Regions from separate parts of the Mus musculus genome. Here all the other regions are linked to region 3. Evidence: chromatin loops called from intact Hi-C (ENCODE). Cell type or tissue: left cerebral cortex. All regions are shown on one strand.

The links. Hi-C counts contacts between places; a loop is a spot of excess contacts. Peaks named below come from ENCODE experiments on the same cell type or tissue, not always from the same donor. Only the 100,000 strongest peaks of a DNase experiment are listed, where the experiment ranks them.
Region 1: it touches region 3 in a loop (2.0-fold over the local background); 4 of 42 quality-filtered maps call a loop at or near these places.
Region 2: a loop joins it to region 3, with 6 times the contacts of the local background. A loop is called at or near these places in 11 of 42 quality-filtered maps.

The regions. Positions count from the first base shown.
Region 1 is chr4:131,369,862-131,377,861 of GRCm38, forward strand. No RefSeq gene overlaps it. Among named protein-coding and RNA genes, the nearest start is that of Gm35634, 35 kb to the right of the region's middle. In left cerebral cortex, a CTCF peak has its summit at 4,874 (motif pointing left); DNase peaks (open chromatin) are centred at 3,510, 4,800 and 6,398; H3K27ac peaks cover 485 bases.
Region 2 is chr4:131,834,198-131,842,197 of GRCm38, forward strand. Ptpru (protein tyrosine phosphatase, receptor type, U) reads right to left here and starts at 4,081. Exons shown (of 31, transcript NM_001083119.2): 1 at 3,887-4,081. The coding sequence starts at 3,959. In left cerebral cortex, CTCF peaks have their summits at 342 (motif pointing left) and 4,169 (motif pointing left); DNase peaks (open chromatin) are centred at 89, 281, 3,155, 3,739 and 1 more place; H3K4me3 peaks cover 2,353 bases; H3K27ac peaks cover 1,205 bases.
Region 3 is chr4:131,427,225-131,435,224 of GRCm38, forward strand. Gm35634 (a long non-coding RNA gene) reads left to right here. Exons shown (of 4, transcript XR_390798.2): 3 at 222-282; 4 at 885-1,079. Among named protein-coding and RNA genes, the nearest start is that of Gm35634, 22 kb to the left of the region's middle. In left cerebral cortex, a CTCF peak has its summit at 4,212 (motif pointing left); DNase peaks (open chromatin) are centred at 842, 2,374 and 4,185; H3K27ac peaks cover 1,033 bases.

The DNA.
Region 1 (8,000 bases), 57 kb before region 3:
CAGGCCTGCCAGGGCACATCAAGAAGCCACACGGTTCTTCCCTACATAGGAGGGGCTGCAGAAGGCTTAAGGGTCCTCAGGAGGCGGCTGGAGTCTGTTACTAGGGTGATCTTTGTAGGTTGTTCTGTATCTGGGTGCATCCGTTTCTCCATTCTGTGTCTGCCACTGTGTGCCCACTTCCCAACCAATGCAGAGGGAGCCACCACCTCTACGGCTGTCCCTTCCCTAAGCTGTGATCTGAAATCCTTCTCCTATGGTGACCCAAAACAAACCTTTCCCCTCTTGTTTCCCTCGGGTAGTTTATCATAGCAATTAGAAGACAGTCAATCACAAGCTTGCTTGGGGTCACCCGGAGAAAATAATCAATCAAGAGTTTGCTTGGGGTCACCCTGCAGCTTCCTGGAGAAGCCAAGATGAAGCAGGGAGGTGAAAGATTCCTGCAGTTTTTACCAGGAGGTTAATTTCCCCTTCCATGGGTCTTTCTGATAGCGTCTTGGGATTCCTTACGAAAGGTCATGGGTCAAAAAGCTTGTGCCTTTCAATGCTCCAGAGGCAGACTGCCAACGCTTCTTCCAGAAGACTCTGACTCGATAACAACGGTTTATTAATTCAACAATTACTCATGGGGGTGTTTACTGTGAACCAGATGTTCTTCTGTGTGCTGGGGCCACAAGAGAGACAGACGGACATGACCTTGCCCTCCCGGGGGCTCATGTGAAGGGAGAGGGCAGTCCTTCGAAAGGTCCCTGGCTAATGTTCTGGGGAGGGCAGTGGCGGTGAGCAGAGGGAGGCCAGTAGCACAGAATGCAGGTGAGCCGGGCACAGAGATCGCCACTGCACGTAGCGTGTGCTCACAGGGATTCCCAGAGGAGCTAGCCTGAAGTTCAGTCCCAGGTAACCAGAAGGGAAAAGGAGGGGAGGGCTAAGGGGGTGCCAGTCCACTCAGGAAGAACAACAGAGCAGGCAGAGGACCAGAGTCTGCAGCCAGGAGAGAGTGGAGGGGTGAAGAAAAGAACAGAGGAAGGGCTGAGTGAGACTGGGAGGGGGGGGCGGGAGTGGGGAGGAGCAGGGGCCAGGTGATTCTAAAGGAAGCCTCAGAAGGTGGCAGACACTCCAGTCAGTAAAATGTGAAACAATTAATTTGGAGCAATCTCTTTAGATAAGTAGAACCCAGAGTTAGAAACTAAGTCAGCTGTCCAATTTGACATGTACTTAGAATGGAAAAGGAAATCACGGGAAATTATAGACTTCAAAAGCTGAAAAGTGCCAGGGCTGCCACACAATCGAGTCCATGCACACTCCCTTTAGTACTTTGTCCCAACGCCTGGGTCCCCTCTCCATGGATTACGTCCTCTGTGGCAGTGACTTTGTAACCGCACTTTCTGTAGAGAGGGTAGGAGATCGCTCAGGCTTGCCTGGAGCAGAGTTTGATGGAAATTGATTTTTTATTATTGATGGTTTAGAAATGCTTTATTTTCATCTTCGAAATTTGTTTTTGATAATGTCTCCTAAATCTTTAGAACTGCTGTCAAACCTGGGGAAATATCTATCAAGGACTTCATCCACATCGTGTGTGTGTGTGTGTGTGTGTGTGTGTGTGTGTGTGTGTGTGTGTGTGTGTGTGTGTGTTTGTGTGCGCGTGCGCGCGTGTGTGTTGATGTAGTAGATGTGAGCTTTAAAGTTGCTTGGGCAGACACAGACCCCAGTTCATCTTCCAATACACAAGTCTTGCTAACTTACTAACCCATGAGTGGTGCTACGGACCCTCCAAGGGCTCTAGAAGGACTCTAGAGAACAGTGGCTCCCACAGCTAAAGCTGCGTGGAAACTGATCTCTCCCTGTAGCGAGTTCTGTGGGGAGAGAGGTCACGGACTGCTCTGCAGACAGCAGACTACAGGTGGACCAGGAGCGCGGGGGTGGGGGGGGGCATTGGATCATCCAGATAGAGTGACAAAGAGGGAAAGGCGAAAAGCATCAACAATGTTTGAAGAGTGCTGGCCCGTGGAAGGGGCAGGGAGAACTCAAGGTCATTCAAGGACAAACTGCCTGCTGCCCCGCTTAGACCCTTCTTTGGTCTCCTTTCCTGGTTTTGATTGTGAGGTTCTAGGCCTGACCCACTCCCCTGACCCTGCCTTGCCCTTCATGCATGCCAGAAAGAGATCCTTGCTTGCCCCAAAGCTGGGAGAAGACCCAGGGAACCAGAGATTTCACTAACCGATATCTGCAACTCGGGATAGATGTTTGAGAGTGAATGAGTCCCAACAAGCTCCAATGAGAATGGTGGGATAGTTAGGTTGGGGGCCTGCACAGGACAGAAACTCCTCCCCCAAAGAGGCCAGGATCGGCCCTGCAGGAATCAGCACCAAACACACCAGAGGCAGGTGGAGCAGGCCTTCATGGCTGGAACCAGGCTTGGTGGTGGTAGACTGGGGATCAGTTCCAGGAACTAGAGAAATGTCAGAACTCCCAGCAAAATGAAATCTCACGCTGGGGCTAGGGTTCAGTGGTGGGGCCACTTGCAAAGCCCTGGGTTTAATCCCCAGAATGTGTGTATGTTTTGGTGGTGTATGTTAGATCTGGGGGGCGGGGGAGATGGTTAGAATCAAAGTTGAAACTCTCAATAAACAGTTACTGATAAGAAATGTGGAATCAAGAGATGAACGGCGAGCTGGTGCTTCTTAGGAGCCAAGTAAGGCAAGGGGTTAAGGAAAAGGAGTGCGCATGCGCAGAATCAACCCCAGGGAAACAGAAATCCCAGTTCGGAAGTCACTCAGATCAAAACAGAAAAGGACAGCGAGAGATAAAATTCCCACTCTTCCCCACCACGCAGCCTGGGCTCGGCCTCGCTTTCAGTGGCTCCTGCTCAGGGTCCTGAACAGCTGGCCTGCGCTGCAGTGGCCTGCAGAGATAAGATGAGCCCCGCCGGACCTCAGCTCCTGTGTACTGTTGAGCTTCAAACCCCGCTGACTTGGACCCGAGGTTAGAAATATTCCGCTTCTTGTGAGTGAGTGCCTCACCCTCCGTCAAAGGGCTTGGTGACAGTACAGAGTTCATGGGCAGGGACTTCAGAAGAAAATGACAATCTAAAAAAAAATCATTTGTTCCTTCCTTCCTTCCTTTTTGTGGTATGGGGACTCAAACCCGGGGCTTTGAGCAAGTTAGGTAGGTGCTCTGCCCTTGAGCTATGTCTCTATGGCTGTCTCTGTATCATCTCTATCTCTATCTCTATCTCTATCTCTATCTCTATCTCTATCTCTATCTCTATCTCTGTCTCATCTCTATCTAACACTAGCTATATCTCTTTTAATTTCTATTTTGAGACAGGGTCTCATTGTGTTATCCAGACTGGCTTTGAACTTATGACTCTTTTACCCCCCAGGCTCAGCTATGAGTACCTTTAGGAGCTCCACTAGATTCAGTTGACACAGATAAGTCTTTGGCTATTTCTGTCCCAGACCATGGTGTCATAGTCTACAGACAGACACTCCGCAGAGGAGGAAAGCCTGGTACCTCCCAGACTTGGCTGAGAAACATGTCCTGTTTAGTGTTGCCTCTCATTTTGGGAAGCTGAACACGGGTAACCATGGCAGCCCAACAGGCACTATATGCTTTCTTTGGATGCTCTTCAGAGTCCTAATAGGACAAGAATGTTCCCTAGGTCTCAAAGATATTAATAAAAGACGGGTTATAACTTTGCTCTCACTGTTTCTACTGGAGAATGCTGGGCACTGCAATAAAGTACCACTTACAAAAAAATCTGGGCCCAAAGGTGCTCTGTGGTCACGGTGCCCATATCAGCAACAAACGGGAAAAGTGTGTGTGTGTGTGTGTGTGTGTGTGTGTGTACCTGTGCATGTGTCTATGTGGTTTTCTTTTTTGTAAAACTGCTCATTCCCATCACACCCAAAAGGTATAAATTTAAGCTAATAAAACACATGTTGATTCAAAGGAAACATAAGAGACTAAACCAGTTATCTAAAAATCATTTGTTCACTAATTCATTCATTCATTCATTCATTCATTCATTTGTGATATGGGGGATGAGAATCGAACCCAGTGCACAAAAGACCAAAGAGGGAAGAGCCCTGAACTTGGGGGCACGAGGATGTAGCAGAGTCGCCATTTGAAGAGTCCACCATGTTCAGTCCGATGCACCAGACTGCACTTGCTGCTGCTGCTTCAAGCCAGGAAGACCCCTCTCCAGATGTGAGCACATCAGACAGAGACTATTCAAGCACAGCAGAAGAAATGCCACAGAGAAGATGGGCCCCGATGCATGGAGACTTGTCACAGATGTTGAAACAAGCTCATAGTGACCAGGTATGACCATGTAAGGTCTTCACTGTAGAGAAATGAGTGGTTTGAGAGAGTCACCCAAGATCATGTGACCGGCGAATAAAACTACCAGAATCTGAAGCAGGTGTGTCTACTTCCAAGTCCCTCTTCTTTCTCCTTGAGCTCATCACTTACTGTGTGACGTCATCCTGAGAGCGCACAGGGAGAACATCCCATGTGCCGTGTCACAGTTAGTTATGAGAGCCTGGTTTCACTAAGATGATGCCAGTGAGTCCCTGCAGGACCTGAATAGATCTGTACAGGGGCTCTTAGGAATGGCAAGTGCATTCCTTAAGGAAAGGCCCACGCAGAGGCCATGTTAGTTACTGTTCCGTCACTGTGATAAAACACCATGACCCAGAGCAACTTCTTCGTGGCATGGCAGCAGGAGCAGGAAGCTGAGAGATCACATCTTTAACAACAGCACAAAGCAGTAAGGGTGGGCTGGAGGAAAAGTGAGGTGCCCCCTCCCCACCCACATTTCCTCCAGCAAGACTTTGCCTTCTAAACCTTCTCAAACAGCGCCACCTACTGGGGACCAAGCATTTAAATGCCCGAGCCTTTGGGGGACTTTTTCTCATTTGGACCACCACAAATTCATGGCTATATGCAAGACAAAAATCAAAGGCTGTCACTGAGCATCTGCAGTCACTGGTGTCTGCAGTGTGCTGAGAATTCAGGAATACTGGATCACAGGGAGGTCAGGGCAAAGGGAGCCAGGGCTGAAGACAGGGAAGGATGCGTCTGAGAATAGAATGTTAGACGATGATCCTAAAGTAGAGAAATGCTCTTGGCCACAGGCTTGCCACCATGTGACAGCCCAGGTGCTGCTGCAGCCATCAGCAACAATGTGCAAGTGTACAACAGAGAGAATAACTGTACCAGGGCCAATGGGTGGCCTGGAGCCAGGACATGCAATAACTCTTTTCTTCTGACACTGTGTCTACAGGAGCTTGCCTGGAGTCTGTCTCTAAGGCCTTGCATTAATCTTAAAAAATGGCCAAGAGTGGAATTTATCTTTTAACAATATTCCACTCTTGCTTGCTGCTAGTGCCCAGGGCCTGTTGCCTGTCTGTTACTTACAGTGTCTGAAGATTGACGGCCACTGCACTCAACCCAAGAGCTGTTTAGTGGTCAAGGACAGGGTAGAAGACATCATCAGAGAGACAGAAAGATCAGCAGAAAACAAAGGAACAGAAACCAAAAGGATAGAAAGGGATGCCCAGAGAGTGGGGGTAAACATAGGATCACAAGACCAGGAAGGGAACCAAGAAGGCAGGGAGGCCAGGAGCCAAGGCCAAGGCAAGAATTTGCCAACATAGAGTGGTTGAAGAGAGGGTCTCAGTAGCAAGATGACCAGAAGCCCACATGAAAAAGAAACTAGCCCACCAGTGGGCTTAGCACAGACAGGTTCTGGGGGAGCCCCTGAATTTGAAACCTTATTAGCTACCAAAGCTCCCATTGCAAACCTCTGCTCCAGAGGGCCAACCTGACCTCTGCCATTGACCTTCCTGCCGGGCCCCCTGCCCACCTGTGCCTGGCTCACCTGACCATCACTGGCTGATCTGGCTCTCTAGGTTTAAGGTAGTATGGTGGATAGAGAGTCTCTACCCTCCACGGCTTCGGGCTGCAGCATCTTTCCCACGTGGTCCTTCTTTTCCCTCCTGCAATGTCAACTTGCTTCTCTGAGAAAAGATCCAAATGGAGGTTAAGGGAATCAAGTATGATTTAATCCCGTTTAAAGGTAACTAGGAGCACATGGGTGTAACAGGCCCAACTGTTCTGATCCCAGCTCTCTCTTGTCCTGCCTCCTCCTCCTCCTCCTCCTCCTCCTCCTCCTCCTCCTCCTCCTCCTCCTCCTCCTCCTCCACCTCTTCTCCCTCCTCCTTCTCCTCTTTCTCTACCTCTTCCTCTCCTCCCTGCTCCTCCAAAGACACCCAGGATGCTCCTGAAAAGAAGGGAATACCATCTGCTAGGTGTATTTCAGAAACTGTGCCTGGGGGATCCGGCAAGGCAAGAAATGAGGCGCACTAAACTTAGCACAGGGCTAGGGGGAAGGAACTCTGTGTTCTCATGCCAGGTCCAGGTCTAGAAGGCTGGGGAGCAAGTGACTGCACCTGCTCACTGTTCACAGGGCCTAGTAGCCTGAGGAGGAGGCACTCTCCAGGGCCAGCCCTCAGCTCACATCAGAGTCAATGCTAATCCAGTCACCCAGCAAAGCAGCTTCAGTGCTGTAAGGGAGGGGCCCCAGGCAGCTGAAGCCCAGGGCAGCTTTTCGTAGCAATATTATAATTTTCAATTCCGAGACATGCTTTAACATTCTACAGTAAGATGTACCTTTTGATTGACCTAGACATTTAATCTCATCTTTCTCTTGTTTTCTTTCTTCTCCCACCACCCCCACCCCATCCCCAAAAGCTGTTATTAAGTTGATGGTCTATTTTCTGATAGCTTCTTACAGTAAAAGCAAGTAGACTCAGCATGACAAATACTGTGAGCAGCAGTCCTAAGCATACGAAGTACCCAGCATGAGTATCTACAGTGTCTTATGTCACATCAGAAAAATTAAGTCTCAGAGAGGTACAGAAACTCACTAGCAGTCTCACAGTAAATGTGCAGGGGTTGGGGTCAGAAAGCATTAGAGCAATCTTACTACCTTCACTCTGTGGGTCAGAGTACCATCTCCGGGGCTACTGTGCCTATAGGTTCTAGCACTAGTTAAAGAGAGTGTTTTCGATCTCCAGGCCTGGGTGGAATAGCCAGAGACAGGGCACCTAGTCAGCCATTGGTGCACACCAATAGGTGTTCCCAGATGGAATTTGGTCACAACTGGCGGCCCTAAAACACATTCTGCTGCTGGCTTCCCTCCTCCTGCCAGCTCTGACCAGAGAGAGGCAGTAAAAGGCTTGGGTATCCAGGTCTCAGCTGGGAGGCCAAGGTCGAGGAATGGGGCAACAGGTATGAGTGCAAGGGGTGGCTTTCCCTAGAAAACTGTTCTGGCTAGCCTTTTCCAGAAGCCTCTTCTCTGCGGATGATGGATGGCCCTCTGAGCGACAGCAGGTACGTGCTTCACAGGGACACATCAGCCCAAAGACCCATAATGCTTCTTGAAGTCTATCTACTGACCACAGGGCAGAGAAACTGGTGAGGGACCCTAAAGACCCCAATACAGGGAAGCAGCTGGGGCGACTACTGGACTTGCCGGCACAGTACATCTATAGTCAGAGCCATGTTGACCCCAAGCACTGTAGTCAGGCCCTGTGTTCTTTTGGGTGGGAGACTCTTGTGTCTAAGGGCAGGCTTAGAAGTTAGTAGAGTCCAGTAAAGCACAGAAGAGCCTGTGCTGATGTTAATTAGCTCTGTGATCGTGATGTGTCATCTCACCTTTATTAACCACCATTTGTCTGTAACTCAGAAAAATAATAGTTGTTTTGTATATAGCATAGAGCTCACACCCTGAGCATAGTATGTGATCAGGATATTTTTGACTTGTTACTCTGAAGCCATCCACCATGGAGTTAAAAGGAGCCCTTCCTTCTCCAGAGGAGGAAACTGAGACCCAGTGCTGAAAGCCTGCTCTGACATCCCGGGAGCTGGGGAAAGCAGGGGGTTATGGCATCTGTGACTGGGGTTGGTGCTATAGCAGCCGATGCCACTCTCCCACC
Region 2 (8,000 bases), 410 kb after region 3:
TAACCGTTGAGACTCCAAGCCTCACCAACGGTTGTCTGATCACGGTAGGCTGAAACTCTCTGGATTGGACAAGCTGAGCCAGCTGCTAGGGGTGGGACCAGGGCAGGGGGAGGCAGCAGCAGTCTGGGGGGAGGGGCCGTCCTGCAAGAGCCCTCTCCCTTCAGTCTCTGTCAGGGACTCAACCTAGTTAACTCACAGCTCCCAGATGACACTTTCCGGACACAGCCTTTTCACAACATAACACCATCCACAGACAGAATATTCCAGATTCTTACCGAGGAAAAAAATCCTCTTCCCTTCTGCCTTCAATGGAGTCACTGCGCCCCCATCTGGCATCTCCAGCTCTGAATTGACCCATTTGACTCCATTCATTCATTCACTCATTCATTCTTCTTTTTAATATGAAAAGTTGTCCTGTCTAGCGTGGAAATCGCCATACAACTCAGGTTGACCTCAAACTTGCAATCAATCCTCCTGCCTCAGCGCCTCCTCATCTCAGTGCTTAGGTTACAGGACTGAACTATATCAGTCTGCTTCATTCATTCCTGTATGTCACAGCCATTTACTTGGACTAGAAGGCTCAGACTTTGTGCCTGGCGCTAAGTATCTGAAGGCGCACGGAGACTTTCCTCCCAGAGTTCCTGATCTCATAAGGGTGGCAGGACCAAGAGACTATAATTATAAGATTATATAAAAACCTAATCAGCTCCTCCCTTCCCTCTCTTGAACTCAAACAGAGAAAAACCAAGGAAGGCTTCAAGGAAGAAGTGATTTCTAAGCTGAGAGACAAACTGGAGGCTCACATAGGAAATTGTGGAATCACAGAGTCCTGGAGAGAAAGAAAACAGTTTGTACAAGGTGCAGAGAAGAGATCGTGGGTTGTGGATACTTAGGGACCACTGGTAGATAAAGCTAGCCAGAGCGTAGGATCCCAGAAGATGAGGTGGGCCAGGCAGGGGCTAGACTTCTGACGGAGCTGAGAAGGAAAGACTTTTAACTCTGAAAGTAACAAGGAGCTTTGATGAGGATTTGAAGAGGGGTTTAAAACGTGCGTTTTAGGAAGAACTCTGACACAGTGGAAGGAAGAGGCTGCTGCCTTCCTGCAGGTGGACCACTGGGGAGGGAGAAAAGGAGAGATAGAGGAAGCATAGGATACTTCAAGACACAACGGGAAGGCACAAAGCCCCTCCTGTCCTGCTCTGGCTGACCTAGCTGGGTGCCACAAGCCCAGCTGGGGCCAGCCTGAAGGATAGCAGCATGCCTCCAGCAAACAGGGTACACAGCTCTGGACCACCGATGCCACCAGACATAAGCAGGAGGCAGCATAGGATCCAGGCTCCCCTCCTGGCTTCCTGTCTAGCCCCCCTTTTCAGCCCCAGAGAGAAGGCTGCCTTGACAAGCCCTTGTTGCCTAACCTGAAACCACAGGGCACCTCTCCCTCATTCCTGCTGCCCAATAACTCCAGCGACCAAAAGGACAGACCGATCCAGAGCACAGTGGGATAATTGCTGCCAGGTGTGCACGTCTGGGAGTCACCCCACACAGACCCCCACTGGGTGACTAAGGAAGTAGGCAGGGGACTGGATCCACTCCCTAGACTGAGGACAGAGGGCTGCCACCTCCCATCTGCCTAGAGCTTCTCTAATACTAAAAGTTTCAAAGGTGACAGGAACTTGAGAAGTAATGTGACTTACCCAAGGTCACACACAACAAGTAGCCGAGACAGAATTTGAGCCCGTGTTGCCCCCTCCCCCCCCCCCACACACACTTCAAATTAGCCCCTAGGGTTTTGCCACACACACACCCCCAACCCATCTTCTCCTCAGCTTCTCAGTAGGGGACTTAACATTCTACCAAGTATCACACGCGGTCATTATTAAGACCATGAAGCACACGGAGAAACTGAGGCTCAAGAATGAGAACAACCTGCAGCAGTTCTCACTCTCAAACCTTGATCCTGACAGTCTACTACCAGGGCAATTGATGATCGTGTGTATTCTCAAATCAAGGTGATCGAGTGAGGGAATGAAAAGGGTTCTATCTTAAAGATCCCGGGCGCCCCGCGGCCCTGAGAAAGGTCTAAGAGGCAGGTTGCCTGGATCACCCTCTCTGATACCAGGAGGTCAAAACTGAAGCTGAGCAGTACAACCCCAAAGCTGCAGGGCAAGACCAGGACAGCTCCCGAGACGCCCCAGCGGGGGCGGGGCGGTGAACGAGATCCCCGGAGGCCAGTTGTCTGGGGCAGGCAGGCGACCTGGAGTCTCTCCCTGGGCCCAAGGCGGCAGCGCGTGTCTCGGCTCTGCTTCCACCCGGGGCGACTCCCAGCTACCTCACGCCGGTGGCGGGAGCCAGGGGAGGAGGAAACCCTGGAAGAGGACCGGCACACGCCCGCCAGAGGGGCCGAGGCCTGAGGTCCAGGCCTCAGGAAAGGACGGTGGACCACGCGCGCGCACACACAGAAGCACACTGACACTCCATTCACAGAGCACACGATGCGATGCGCTCGCGGTCGCACAGACAGTCACTGGACACACACTCAGACATGGGAATGCACACACACACACACACACACACGCACGCACGCACACGCACACACCCTCCATAGGACACCAGGCTCCAAAGCACACTCAAGCACGGGATCTCACCGCAGGCCGAGGGGGAGGCCCATGCACACATTCACACACACACACACACGCACACACGCACACACGCACACACACACAACACACACACGTCCGCACGCGCGTGCCCGACTGGCCGGGAGGCCGCACAAAGTTGCAAAGCAGACGCAGGCAGCGTCCCCGGGGACCGCGGCGTCCCCAACGCCTCTGACGAGCTACGATGGGGACGCTGTCCCGAGGCCTCCAGCCAGGCCCTGCGGGGGCCCCGACGCCGCAGCCCCGCCCGCAACCGGGTGCGCCCCACGGCCCTCCCCATCCCGGGCGCCCCGCGGCCCTGGCGCCTCCTCGGATCAGCCGCCAGCCAGCGCCGCTCGGAACTTGCGAAACAACAAACCGCCCGAAATGTCGGAGTCGGCGGCTACAGCCACGTCTCTCCCCGTTCCTTCCCTCGCCAGCCGCAGGGCCGCCCCAGCCTCCGGGGGACGCCGCCGCGACAACTTGTTCCGGCCGGGTGCGCCACGCACACGCGCGCGCGCGATCACACATACACTCACATATGCACACACACATGCACACACACCCTCGGGTCCCGGCCACACTCGACCACGGCCTAGGAGCACCCCAAGCTCGCAGCGTCCCTAGCCACGAAACCATCGCTCACCGACACACTCACATCCACTCCAGACACGCTCCCCCATACGTATTCCCCGCATCCCTGACATTCACACGGACCCACACAGCATCGTACACCCCAAATACTCCCACAGGGTCACTCGTGGGCACAGAGCTCACACAGGTTCCGACCCGGTTCCCACGACTGCACACACACACACACACACACACACCACACACACTCGGGCCCACACTTGGGCACAATCCACCGAGTCCTCACAGCACAGGCATAAACAAACACGCGGGTTTTCAAACGCACCAGCAACAAACAGTACTCCCGCCTAGGGAATACAAAAAAAAAAGCCAACAAATGCAACACAGGATCAGACGCAACTCTAGCCAAGCCACTGAAACTCAGATACACAACCCACTTGGCAGCGTGGACAAACATGAGCCAGCGCACACCCGGTGCTCCACGCAGGCGACACTCACACCAGCACACTCGCATCCGCGGTACACACTCAACCTCAGTTTGCACACAAACTACAGACACAGCGGCCACAGAAGCTTGGAGCACTCCGACACCAGCGACAAGCCATCCCCGGCCCCCCGGGCACTCGCGGGATAAGCTTGGAGGGACCGCGCGCGCTTACCTGCGGGAGTCTCGGTCTCAGGCGCGCAGAACTGGAAGGTGAGCGCCAGGACCAGAGCCTGAGCCCGGGCCATGGCCGCCGCCTAGGTCCTGGAGACCCGCAGCTGGGGAGGCGACGCCTCCGGAGCCCGACCGGGAGCCCAAGGCGAGCGGGAGCCGTAGTGGAGCAGTGCCGCGCGGAGCGGGACTGGCGCCGAGTCCAGAGCGGGAGCCCGAACGAGCGGGGCGCTGACGTCAGGCCCCCGGGCGCGAGTTCCGCGGTCTCGAGGCGTCCCCTGCTGGTGGTGTCGCGCGCTGCGGCCCGGTTCCCTGGGCCCGCCGGCCTTGGCGTGCCCATCCCCCACTCTCGCACCCCGTCGACAAGATCCATCGGCCGGTGCCGGTGTTCAGGTCGGCACTCTCAACGCATCCGTTGCCCACGGCTGAGACTGTAACCCAGGAACCCTTGGCTCCTCTGTTCCCTCAGTTGCTTAAGTTTTTCCTACCTTGACTACTCTGAACATAAACTCCCAGCTCCCTCCAATGACAGAGCACTCTTCATCTACCTGAAACGTTGTTGGGCCTTTGGAATGTTGCCGTTTACTTTCAGTAATATGAAATTCACTTCTCTCTTACTGACGCTCGTGCCTCTACAGTAGCCTCCGGCTACTCGGAGTAAGTAGATTTGGAACTCTGCCCCGTCCAAGTTTTTGCACAACCACCAGCATAGTTGTCAGTGGCTACTTAAGACCAGGTGCCATGTGTGCCTCTCTCTGGGACTCTGTTCATCTTCACTATTGCCCTAGGGGACACACACCATTCTAATGCCATTACACAGTTGAGAAAGTTGAGATCATAGAGCGTGACTTTTTCAAGATTATGTGTCAGTATGAGGCGACACCAAGATCTGAATCAAGGTTGTCTGGTTCGAAATGTGTAAACAAACGAACAAAAACCGACTCACATCTGGAAACCCATTTGCTTCTCAAATACTGAATAGATATGGGCTTGTTGGTTCAGTGATGACTGTAGACTACCGAGGAGATTAAAAAACAAAGGCTTGATCTCCGGGAGCTAGAGAGACGGCTCAGTGGTTAGGTGCGTGCACGCGGCTCTTGCAAAGGGCTCAGGATGGATCCCCAGCACCCTTGTCCAACCACCTGTAACTGCGCATCAGACCAGCACTTCTGGCCGTGTATATTTATAAAATATAAAATTATATTTTAAATATAATTTAAATATTTTTTAAAATCCCCACCCTCATGAAGCTTACATTCAGGAGGAAGATGCAGGAGAGGGTGGGGGGGGGGGTTGGAACCTACAGTAGGGAAAGTGGATCGCTGCACTTCTAAACAGACTGCCTGCTATGTGATGGACTTGGTATATATCCCCCATGTTTAGAATGTGTGTCCCCCTAGGGAAGCTTTTTCCCCCGGGGCCTGGTATCCCGCATACTCGATGAGTAATGAATGAGCGGGTAACTGATAGATGAGTACTTACAGAGAGGGCCCTTGCTCTCACGAAGACTTCATGCCGCAGATAAATAAATACATATGGAACTTCAGTCTGAGGCATGCGCCCTCAAGGAAATGAAGCTCTTGCAACAAGGAACACTAAAAGATGGGGGGGGGGGGTCGGGTCACGCTTCAGAAAAGACAGTCCAAGACAGACGCCTTTGCCAAGGATGTGACCCCATGCCACGTGATCTTAGACCTGACGTGTGAGGAGCCAGCCTCAAGCACACCAATGGGAAGGAATGCTGCAGCCAGCCAGACCAATGGGAAGGAACGCTGCAGCCAGCCAGACCAATGGGAAGGAACGCTGCAGCCAGCCCGAAGCGCGAGCCTTGGTCTAAGAGGGAGCCCGAATGGAAGGGTGAAGAGGAACGGCAGGTGCAACTGGAAAAGTTGCCAGGGCCTGCAGACCACACAGAAAGCCGAATACGGAAGACATTTTGAGTCAATAAACACTAAGAAAATGATCAGCCGCTGGAGAGTCTTGAGTTTTGGTTTATTACTTTCATTCCCCCCAACAACTAATGGGCAGAGATGTTGAAGGAACTCATTTAAGTACAGGTCTTGGCGTCTGTAAGGCCTCCCTATTTCTTGTCTCTTCCCTCAGTTGGCTCACACTGAGAAGCTACCCTGAGGCTAGAAAAGGAAGAACTGAGCATCCCTGGTCTCCTTGGGTCCTCAAACTGCTGCTCAAGGAAGCAAAGACACAGCTCTCGAGGACCCGAGCATTAAACTGAGAGTCACCATGAGACAGAGGTAGAGGAAGGAAAAGTGATGGGCAAGACAGAAAGACATGCTGAAACAGAGAGAGATCTGGCAACCCGGAGCCGGCTGTGCGTTGGAGGGGGGGAGAACTGAAGTTTTGGGGTTTTGGTTTTTGTTTGGTTTTTGTTGTTGTTGTTTGCTCTTTTTATTAATCTCAAGTTTTGAGGTATGGACACTGAGAATCAGAGAGCATGATGTATTTGCGCAAGGTCACTCAGTCAGTCCATAAAGGTGTCAGGATTTGAACTCAAATCTGATCGGTTCCACGTTCTCTTGCTCCTTGGTCAGAGGACAGCCTCAGAGACTACGGTGAATGTGGTGTGCCAGTGTTAGCAACAGGTAAACAGAGGAAGAGAACATTGTTCCCCTTTGCTTTAAAAAGGGCCACAAACTTCAACAATCCTTGCAAGATAGAGAAAAGCCCTGGCTTGGAGTGGCTGCCCCAAATCTAGGGAGAAGGATAGGGTACCACAGTCAGTGCCAGGTCAGGAAGAAATTCAATTACCTGCAACTCATGGAATATTTATGATGCCTATCCTGTGTTAGGCCCCATATTGAGTGCTGGCATCCCGGAGATGAAATTTTGCCTGGAGGGGGAAGTGGACATATAAATAACTACAAGATAGTATCCTAAAGGCCATAACATTAGCCCAGAGAAATTACAAAGGCATTGGGGTTTGCTCAATAGAACAATATGTGAACCTGGAATTCCCCTGGAAGGTTAGACAGGAAAATTCATTTCAGTCGATCGAAACCTGAATAAAAGCGTAAGACAAGGAAGAGCTGGTGAGGGCGGAGTTGGGTGTAGTTGGGTCGCTGGCTATGTACAGTGCAAAAGATAAAGCCAGAAAGAGGGTAGGCATCAAAGTGCATATGGTCTTGAATGCAAAGCTAAGGCCAATAGGCTTAAACCCCTTCACCGGTTGTTCTCAAACTGTGTGACTGCCAGATGGCCTAGACCAAAGGGAAAGGTGAAAGGGTGTGGAGGGAGATGAAATCCAGCCTTAAGGAGGAAAACTTTCCAGCCTGATTCTCCAGACTTTCCTAGTTGGCTGCCTGGGGAGGAGGAGGAGCCAGTGGGCGGTGGGGGTGAGGGGATAAAGAGGAACATCCCAGTGTCACCTAGAGGATGCAGCAGAGGGACCTTGTGAACTTTCTGGCACAAGTATGCCTCCCTGTCACTGTGGAAATAGGTGTTCACGTGAGTGCACACCTATTGTGAGAACAGACTTTTCCCCTACTGGTAGGTATCAGATTTCTCTAATAAATGCAGTTATTGAGTCAAACCCCAGTGTTTTACAAAGTGATAGCTCTCATTTCATCCTCACACCATATTCCTGGAATCGTTTTAGAACGTTCCATATGTCAAACAGTGTGCTAAGTGGTTCAAGTGGTACTCGCTCCCTCGGTCTTCAAGACAACCTTGGGACTATTAGTCTCTTGATTATTGTTGAGCTTTTTTTGTCTTTGCCTTGTTAGAGATCAAACCCAGGACCTCACACGTGCTACCACTGAGTGTGCTCTACCACTGAGCTACCTCCCTAGCTCAGTTCCCTTCATTTTAACCATGAGGGAAACAGAGGCACAGAGAAGCCAAGTGACGAATTCAAAACCAAACATCCAGGAAATGGCAGAACCAGGATGCAAATCTAGATTTGCCTGAGTCCAGTTCCCAAAACCTTAATCTCTATGCTTTGGTGGGCTCTCCTCCTCAGAGAAAAATTTGTTTCCCACGGCAAGCTTTGGGTCAATCATCTTTGTCTTTCAAACGCTCTCTGATACTTATTTCCTGGGCTACCACATCACCGGACTCTGGGGAACGTCTAAGAATGTATACCTTTGGATCGTGTACCTCTC
Region 3 (8,000 bases):
GACTGTCTATGGTCTTCAAAGGATGCCCCCCACCCTGCCCCGCTGCTCTCCTTACCCCCTCCTCCACTCCCCCCCCCCACGCCAGCTACACATCTGCTTTCTTTCCTCTTTCTCCTTTCTCTCTCATACTCCCTTGCTGGTCACATGATGTGCGAGACCAGGAAAACAGTTTCAGAATGGCTGTATCCCTTCTTAATTAGGATTTACTTCCTTTGTTACAGAGCTGAAGAGATAAGGACGTCTTGGGTACCTTTCCCTGGAAAACAAGAATTTGTCACGATCGTGAGTTTGTTTTGGGGGGAGCTGTGGTGTGGGAAACGTTGAGATGAGTCTGTGTCCTAATATAGAACCCACCGGCAAGGCAGGCAAGGATGGAGGTGCGGTTGCCAGGATGAGAGACAAGAAGCTGGGCCACAGAAAGAATAGGGATGCCCTGCCCTGGGGCCAGTTAGGTTGGCTTCTTCATGGTGTCAGGGAGGGGCTAGGGGATGGTAGAGACTCATTCTAGGTGGCTGTCAACCCACTCAGTAGTACAAAGGCACCCTCTAGGATGGCAGTAGCCTGTCTAGGTCAGCCCTGCGTGGTGCAGAGCAACCACTTCAGGGATGGGCAATAAGAAGCAAGGAGCAGAAACGGTGGACTCCAGAGAGGACGGACCTCGGGCGTGGATCTTCCCGTGCATGTTTCTGAGGATGGAGGCACCTATCCTTACATCTACTTAATCTATGACTTATTTTTTTTGTGCTAGTTCCTCCCAGAGTGGGCTGTGATTGGATGTACCCTATGCTAGTTCCCCATAGACTATGCTATGATTGGATGTAACTTAGGCTATTTCTTCCCAGACTAAGCTGTGATTGGATGTACCCTGTGCTCGTTCCCCGTAGACTGTGCTGTGATTGGATGTACCCTGCAGCTGCGGTCTCAGAAAGTATCATTTCTTCCTGTCTGGATTTATGACAGTGCATCCTTTCTCAAGGCTATCTCCTGTCCACCCACCATCTCCTTGACCTGCTCCCCCTCCAGGAGAGCATCAGACAGGACTCTTCTCCCCCGCCTTGATGAATAAAGGGGGTCCAGGGAAGCCAGTGGCCTGTTGCATTACTATGAAATGACTCTGCCCCGAGGAAATTCATGACACTTGGCCAAGGGTCAAACTATGCTTGGTCAGGCTTATCCTGGCTTGGAGTTCTCTCTTTACCTTGTCAGCTAGCTCCTCATCGATGAGGGACCAGAGTACAAGTGTGGGCAGTCAAAAGAGGTCAGTATAGGCTCGGCCTCAGTTGCCAAAGCCATCCAACAAGACAGGTAGCCCAGGATGGTGCTGACCTCCTGTGTTTGAAAGATCCCTGATTACTATTCACAGGACAGTGAGGAGGGGGCTGTGTAGCGACAGAAGCTCCAGGCATGTGTCTTCTTTATCCCCCACCCCCGTCCCTGTCAGATTCTCAAGGTACCTGTGGCCGTCACTCGAGGAAGCACAAGCAAGATGCTCAGGGGCTGAGATTCGAAATTCCATCAAGGAATGTCTGACTCTAAGAACTAAGCTGGGATTCTGGCGTGCCCAGTATGGGAGGCACAGACAGCTTGGAAAAGGGAGGTCCCAGACCCCCTTCTGTCTCAGCATCTGAGGAGTAGGCTAGGATGATGGTCTTGGGCCATGTTAGGCTGTGTTTCTGGATTCCATCATGTTTCCTTCCTCCCCTGACTTCACCTAGAGGCAGGACCCTGCAGGACAGAGGTGGAGAGAGAGACACTGCCCCTTGGGTCCTACAAGTGGAACGGGCACACTGTTGCTGGACCCTGAGTCCCAGACTTGTATCTATGCTCCCCTCCTATGAGATTAGAGAGCCCCCTGCAGCTCTCAGGACCCCAGTCTGGGCCCAGATGAGCTCAGGCCAGGCAGGGTATTCCCAAAAGGAATAGCCACCAAGTTTCTCCCTTGAAGGGGTGACTCAGCCATCTCAGAAACCCCTCTCGTTCTCCATCTCCACCCGACCCTGGTTGCCCTGAGAGCCTGGCTGGATCTTCCCTCAGGAAGACCTCGGCACAGGCATCTATTTCGTCCCCTCATAACGCCTCCCTTCCCCCATGCACACCCTCCGATGACAGGGCTGCACCACCCCAGGCTTCCCTTCCCTGCACGTCGTCACTACTTCTGCCCGTGGGGCTCCTCAGCACTGCTGTCTGCTGAGCTAAGTGAGGTTAACCCATCCCCAGGGATGCCTGCGCCCACTCCTCAGAGTGGTGAAATGGAGCCTGAATCCCCAGGGACAGAGCCCACAAGGCCGAGGCCTTGGCAGATGGGCGCCCAGCTGAGCGTATCTTTTCCCTGGGATATTAATTACGGTAAGGAAGGCGGGCACAGTCTGGATGCGGGTGGAAATTTCCCGGTGCATTTTGCTCAGACAAGAAGCAGCAGGAGTGGAGAGCAGCAACCCCCTCCTTCCTTGTCTGTCTGTTCTTCCCAAGAAAGAGCCTGCTTCTCCATGGGGCTTCCCATGACCACAGTCTGACCCTCTGCATCTCCAAGGCTCGGAGGAGGGTTGCTCCGCAAGTCAGGGTCTGCTCTGTGTAAAGGAAGTTGGTTTCCCAGGGGCAGGCAGGGGAGGTGGCTGGGATATTGGGAACAGGTTCCCCATGGGATCCTCTAGGATATCTCCATGCCCCCCCCCCCAAACCGCAGTTCTGCCTCAGCAACTCCTGTGATGGGGTCCTGGAGTCAGTTGCTGCTGTGAAAAAGGCCAGAGTACAGAGCTTATAGATCTGGCCATGGAGAAAGGATAAGCCATCTCTTCTGTCGATTTCAGCAGCTTTTTGGGAATACCCTGTCTGGCCTAGGCTCATCTGGGCCCAGACTGGGGTCCTGGGAGCTGCAGGGGGCTCTCTAATCTCATAGGAGGGGAGCAGAGATGCAAGTCTTGGACTCAGGGACCACCAGCAGTGTTCCAGTTCCACTTGTAGGACCCAAGGGACAGTGGCTCTCTCTCTCCACCTCTGTCCTGCAGGGTCATGCCTCTAGGACTCCATGTGGCAGGCTGTGTGGACCACTGGGCATCCCTAGCTAGCCTAGGATCTCCAATGATGTTAATTGAAAGGAAGTCCCAAAGGCCCCAAGCTTGGGTCTCAGGCAGCCTGGTGGAAGCTAGCATCCCTATGCCAAGGACCTGAGCTCATGACCTGCAGCCTTTTTGTGGGGACTGTACCTGTCACAACAGAAGACAGATCAGACTATGTGGCCTCATTATGTTCCTGCCTATGTTCTTCAGCCCTGCCCAGGCTGTGAAGGCTGCTATAGTAACCACACAGATGAGGTGACAGAGGGAGTACCTGGACACCGCCAAGAGAGCATCTCAGCTGCCAGAGCCTGTGGGGTCCCCAGAGATTTGAAGAAAGAAACCAGAGGCTGAAGGGCCTGAGGTTTGAGACCTCCCAAGGGAAGAAGGAAGTAGGGGGTAAGGTAATGGTTTGAACCACACTCCTCCCAGGCCCTACAACTTGATAGATATTTACATACTGATACATGTAACCCTTTAGAAACAGGACAATGCAGTTGAATGTCCAGCATACAGACATCAGGCCTGGCTCCTCAACCCATACTCCCTACTGGACTAGCCCCAACTCACTTTAGGGTCTCAGGTGCCCATAGGAGAGGAGGCAATGCTCCCATTTCACAGCCAAACAAACTGAGTTCTCAGAAACCACGACCATGTGGCAGACAGAGCCCATCCTGATCATTGGTTATGAAGACCCCATTGTTCCCAGACTGCCTGGGTCTTTTTTTTTTTTTTTTTTTTTTTTTTAGAATCTGAGTCACAGAGTTTAATGAAAAGACACCCTACTTGGCGATGTGACTAGAGGATATGACATGCTAGCGAGGAAGATAGCTTGACAGTGGCCTGCTCCAAAGCTAGGCTCAGCCTACAGTGGCAAAGAGGCTATCTGGTCCGGCTGGAACTGCTTGGCAAGTACCCCAGGTAGAAGACATCTCCCCAGAGGCAGGCAAGAGGGAGGTATGTTCCATCAACTGTAGCTGGAAGTATCAGACTCATCACAGTGCAGGCACATGGTCACCTGTCCCTGAATGGACCACGAGGTTACCAAGAGCTGTGCAGTCTCTGTGCACCACTGTGGTCAGATTCCTCAAATGAGAGAGATACAGTAGCGAGAAATGCAAAACTGTTTCTTCCGCAGTGTCCCTTCAGTGCCCTCTACTGACAGAGTTGGGCATTGCTTCATGGCTCATCGAGGGAAGGCTGGGGTGGGATTGAGAGCCACCAAGCAACAACAAACCATGGTCTGCAAACAATGGCTAGCTGTTCACTGGTAGCCTGTGGCTGCTTCTGGAATGGGTCGTGAGCTAGAAACTCTTTCCCCTTTCTCTTAGTGATTGAAAGAAGTTCATGACAAGTCTTCCATGATGCATCAATACTGTATGCTGTTCAGGCTTCAGTTTTTCTGGACTACATTTTAGATTATGTCATTTTTTTTTAAAGGCAGAGATGTGGGGCTTTTTTCCCGCCTCTGACCACACCTGATTCATTTTCTAGACCCATTTTTGAGTCCCTCAAGCCCCAAATCAGCCCTAATATATTTAGTATCTAGTCTCTACAGAAAACATAGGCTCTGCTCCAAGTCACTAGGGATTCGGCTTCTTCAGTCAGCATTGGTCAACTGCCACCCCCACTCCCCCAGCACTGCCCATTCTGGGAGACACCAGGGACTCTCACTGTGGTGTCACATATGAGCCATCAGGAGGCAGGGACTCTACTCTGATTTCCTAAGATCTGTTCCACGGCAGAGGTCTCTGGGAAGGTGCTGGGTGAAGTCATCTGAAGTTGTGACTCGCTCCACACGCACAAACATCCAGCTCTATGGCCGGATCTGAGCCAACCCTGGTTTGCAACCCAGAGGCCAAGTGTGGTCCATCGCTTCACACAGCTCCGCATCTTCCCTTCCACGAACATCCTTTTCAACACACATCCCAGCCTAAGACACACCCATCCTGTGTTGGAGATGGGCCCATTTCACCGTCAAGGTAGCTGAGGCCCAGAAAAGCTACCAAGTAGAAAGAGAGAGTGGAAATGACAGAAGCTTCTGAGATCTGGTGTTACATTCTAGCCCGGGTGCCTTAGGTCAACCCCGACTTTCCACAACCATACCCATATTCTACCTCTAGTCCATGGCCCTGCACACAGCTGACTGCCTCAGTTCCTCTGTCTGTAAAATGGATCTAAAACCAGTAACAATGAAGGTTATAGCATGACAGTGTTGGCTACAAATGTTTTGGGTCACATTCACAGGCATCCGGGAATAAGGGTGGCCCTCAGAACACAGGTAGGACATACCTGCTAGCACATGGAAGGCACCCAAGAAACGGTAGCTCTTGAGGTACAGTGCCGTCCTCAGCTACTGAGTCCCATGCTCAAAGCAGTCTCTCCCATGCCGACCACCCATTGTGACTGAGCTTCCCAGCCACCAGCAGTCCTGGAGAGGATCCTGGTCTAGCAGAGCAGGAAGCCCCAGCACATCGCCCGCCCTCACTAATTGCATTCTCGGAACTGGAGCAGATGGAGGGAGGGGGTCTATTTCTCTCGGTTTTTCAAAGAGCCTTGGTCTGGGAGATAACTGTGTAATTAAAAGAAGAGAAATGCAAAACAAGCCTTTTAGACAGACCAAGCCGTCTTCGCCCCCTCGTAAATCTATTAATGAACTGTCATTGTGAGATAAAGCCCTGTACTGACCTGAAAGCCAGTTCATCGGGAGGGGGGCGAGAACACTGGCATTGTAGACCTAGGCCTCACGTGGGAAAGGAAAATATATTAATCAGCTTAGCTCTGTCTATCTGCACAAATTCAAGAAATATCTATTGGTTGCCTAGTGATATGGCATTTTCTACCAGACACTGGCTGCCCTGGGGGACCCTGGTTTTCCCACTCTCTGGAGCATCTGTCAATCAAATCTGGAGCAGAAGGAGGTCTAGATGAGGAAGTCTTAAAGACACGAATGGAAGGGAGGCTGAGGTTAGTGGCAGGGGCCTGGGTCTGAGAGGGTCCTCAGAGGTCCAGGCTGTCCTCCTCAAAACCAGTTGTGAAAGAGGCATGCCCTACACGGGGATGAGCCAGACCCTTGGATGTCATAATCCAGGCTCCCTAGAAGGAGGAGGTTCATGGGCAGATGTAGGGTGAGTTATTCAGGAGAAAGGCAGGAAGGGTATGGACCTGTGGGGAGCACTGGAGTATGTGTGGTACTTCATGGCTGTTCCACACAGACAGTGAGTCAGCTATCCTGCAGCCCGGTGTCAACTAGGTGGTCCAAGGAGGGCAGTAACCCCAGGCATCCCCAGCTGACTGGGCCCAATGGAGACAAGAATCCCTCAGGACATTTAGCAGCAAGCTAATCATTAGCTGCTGGAGGATGGGTGTCTATGGGATGCTGGCCGGTTCCAACAGGATGTACATCAGCTCCTCACTCTGACTCCATCCATCACAAACAGATTACATCCCTGCCCACCCAGCACCACCCCCTTGGGCCCTCCACTCAATCCTCTCCCTTCTCATTGCTCTTGAGGGAAAAGAGAGTCCTGGGTTCCTGAGTGGGTGGAGCCTCAGATCTGGTCAACAGGAGTACTAAATGTCCCTGGAAAACACAGTGATTAGTCCAGGGACAAGATGGGGCCAGAGATGGGGTGGCAGTTGATGTAGATGCAAATGTATTGATGTGCAGGTATTTGCTAAGAGTGTTTCAAGAGAGAACTCAAAAACTAACCAAACAACCAAACAACCAAACAACCAAACAAACAAAACCGGGCATTTTGAGTGTATTAGCTTTGGGGCTAATACAAATGAAACCACTGCTTACAGATGTGTCTTTACATTCTCTAGAAGCTCAGCTCATAGTCAGTACGTGTCTAGAGAAGGCCACCACACTGTTTTTGAGGTGACTGACCTGCCTATGCCCCTACAGTGCAGGGCAACTGGATGGACTCTGCCCAGACTGTGGCTGCTTGATCTGATTCAGTCCGGCCATTGCTCTGAGAAGAGAGGCTCTATGGCATGTGCCCCTCCCATCTTGTCACATGCTTATTAGCTTTAGAAATCTACTGTCAAGTGTCCTTGTTATGTTTTGGTCATTTTTATTATGCATAAAATATTTGTTGTGTTTGAGTGTGTGTGTGTGTGTGTGTGTGTGCATATGCAGGCACACACTTGCCATGCTACATATGGTAGCCTGTTGCTAAACTAGCCTTCCTGGGGGAGATTGGAACAACATTCTCCATCCTCCTAAGGTCCTAACCACAAACTGAAGCATGACTTCATCACAGTTTATCCCTGGGGACCTAGTGAGCTCTGGGGGCTTCACTTACAGAGCACGATGACCCCAAAGCATGCAGAAAGTTTCCCATCGATGCATAGATGGAGCCTCTCTTCCCGATTCTTCCCAGACCGTATCCTCTACTTCTCTCTGAGACCTCAAAACCACATGACATCAGGGCAGAATCACACTCAAGTGGCTTAGGAGGTGCAGCCCGATACCCTAATGACATTATTCTCATCTCCCCAGGGACGAAATTTTAGCAAGATGTGAGGTAGTCGGAAGGGCACGACAAGATAAAAGATAAATTTTCAGGGGCCTCTGGCATGGCTCTTTCTAGCGTGGCTCTTTCCATGGACAATGACTTCGTGTCTTCATCCTGCTTATCCTCTGCAAGAAACAAAAAAGGTTTGATATATAGATGACATAATGCTACCCTCCAAGTGCTTTGCAGATTTGGAGACCCACTTGAGAGATAGAGAGTGTGCCTGAGGGAGCAAGGATGGCAATCCAGTACACGGAGACACAAAGGACTTTCTTTCTTTTTCCCATCCTGTGTTTTATAGCAAAAGGAATAACACTGATATCCATCCACAGTCATCTTCTGGGGATGGGACGAATGAGAGGCTGTGAGGGTTTGGTACCTCATTACACAGAAGTCCGACATCCATGTCTGCCCTTCCAAGGCT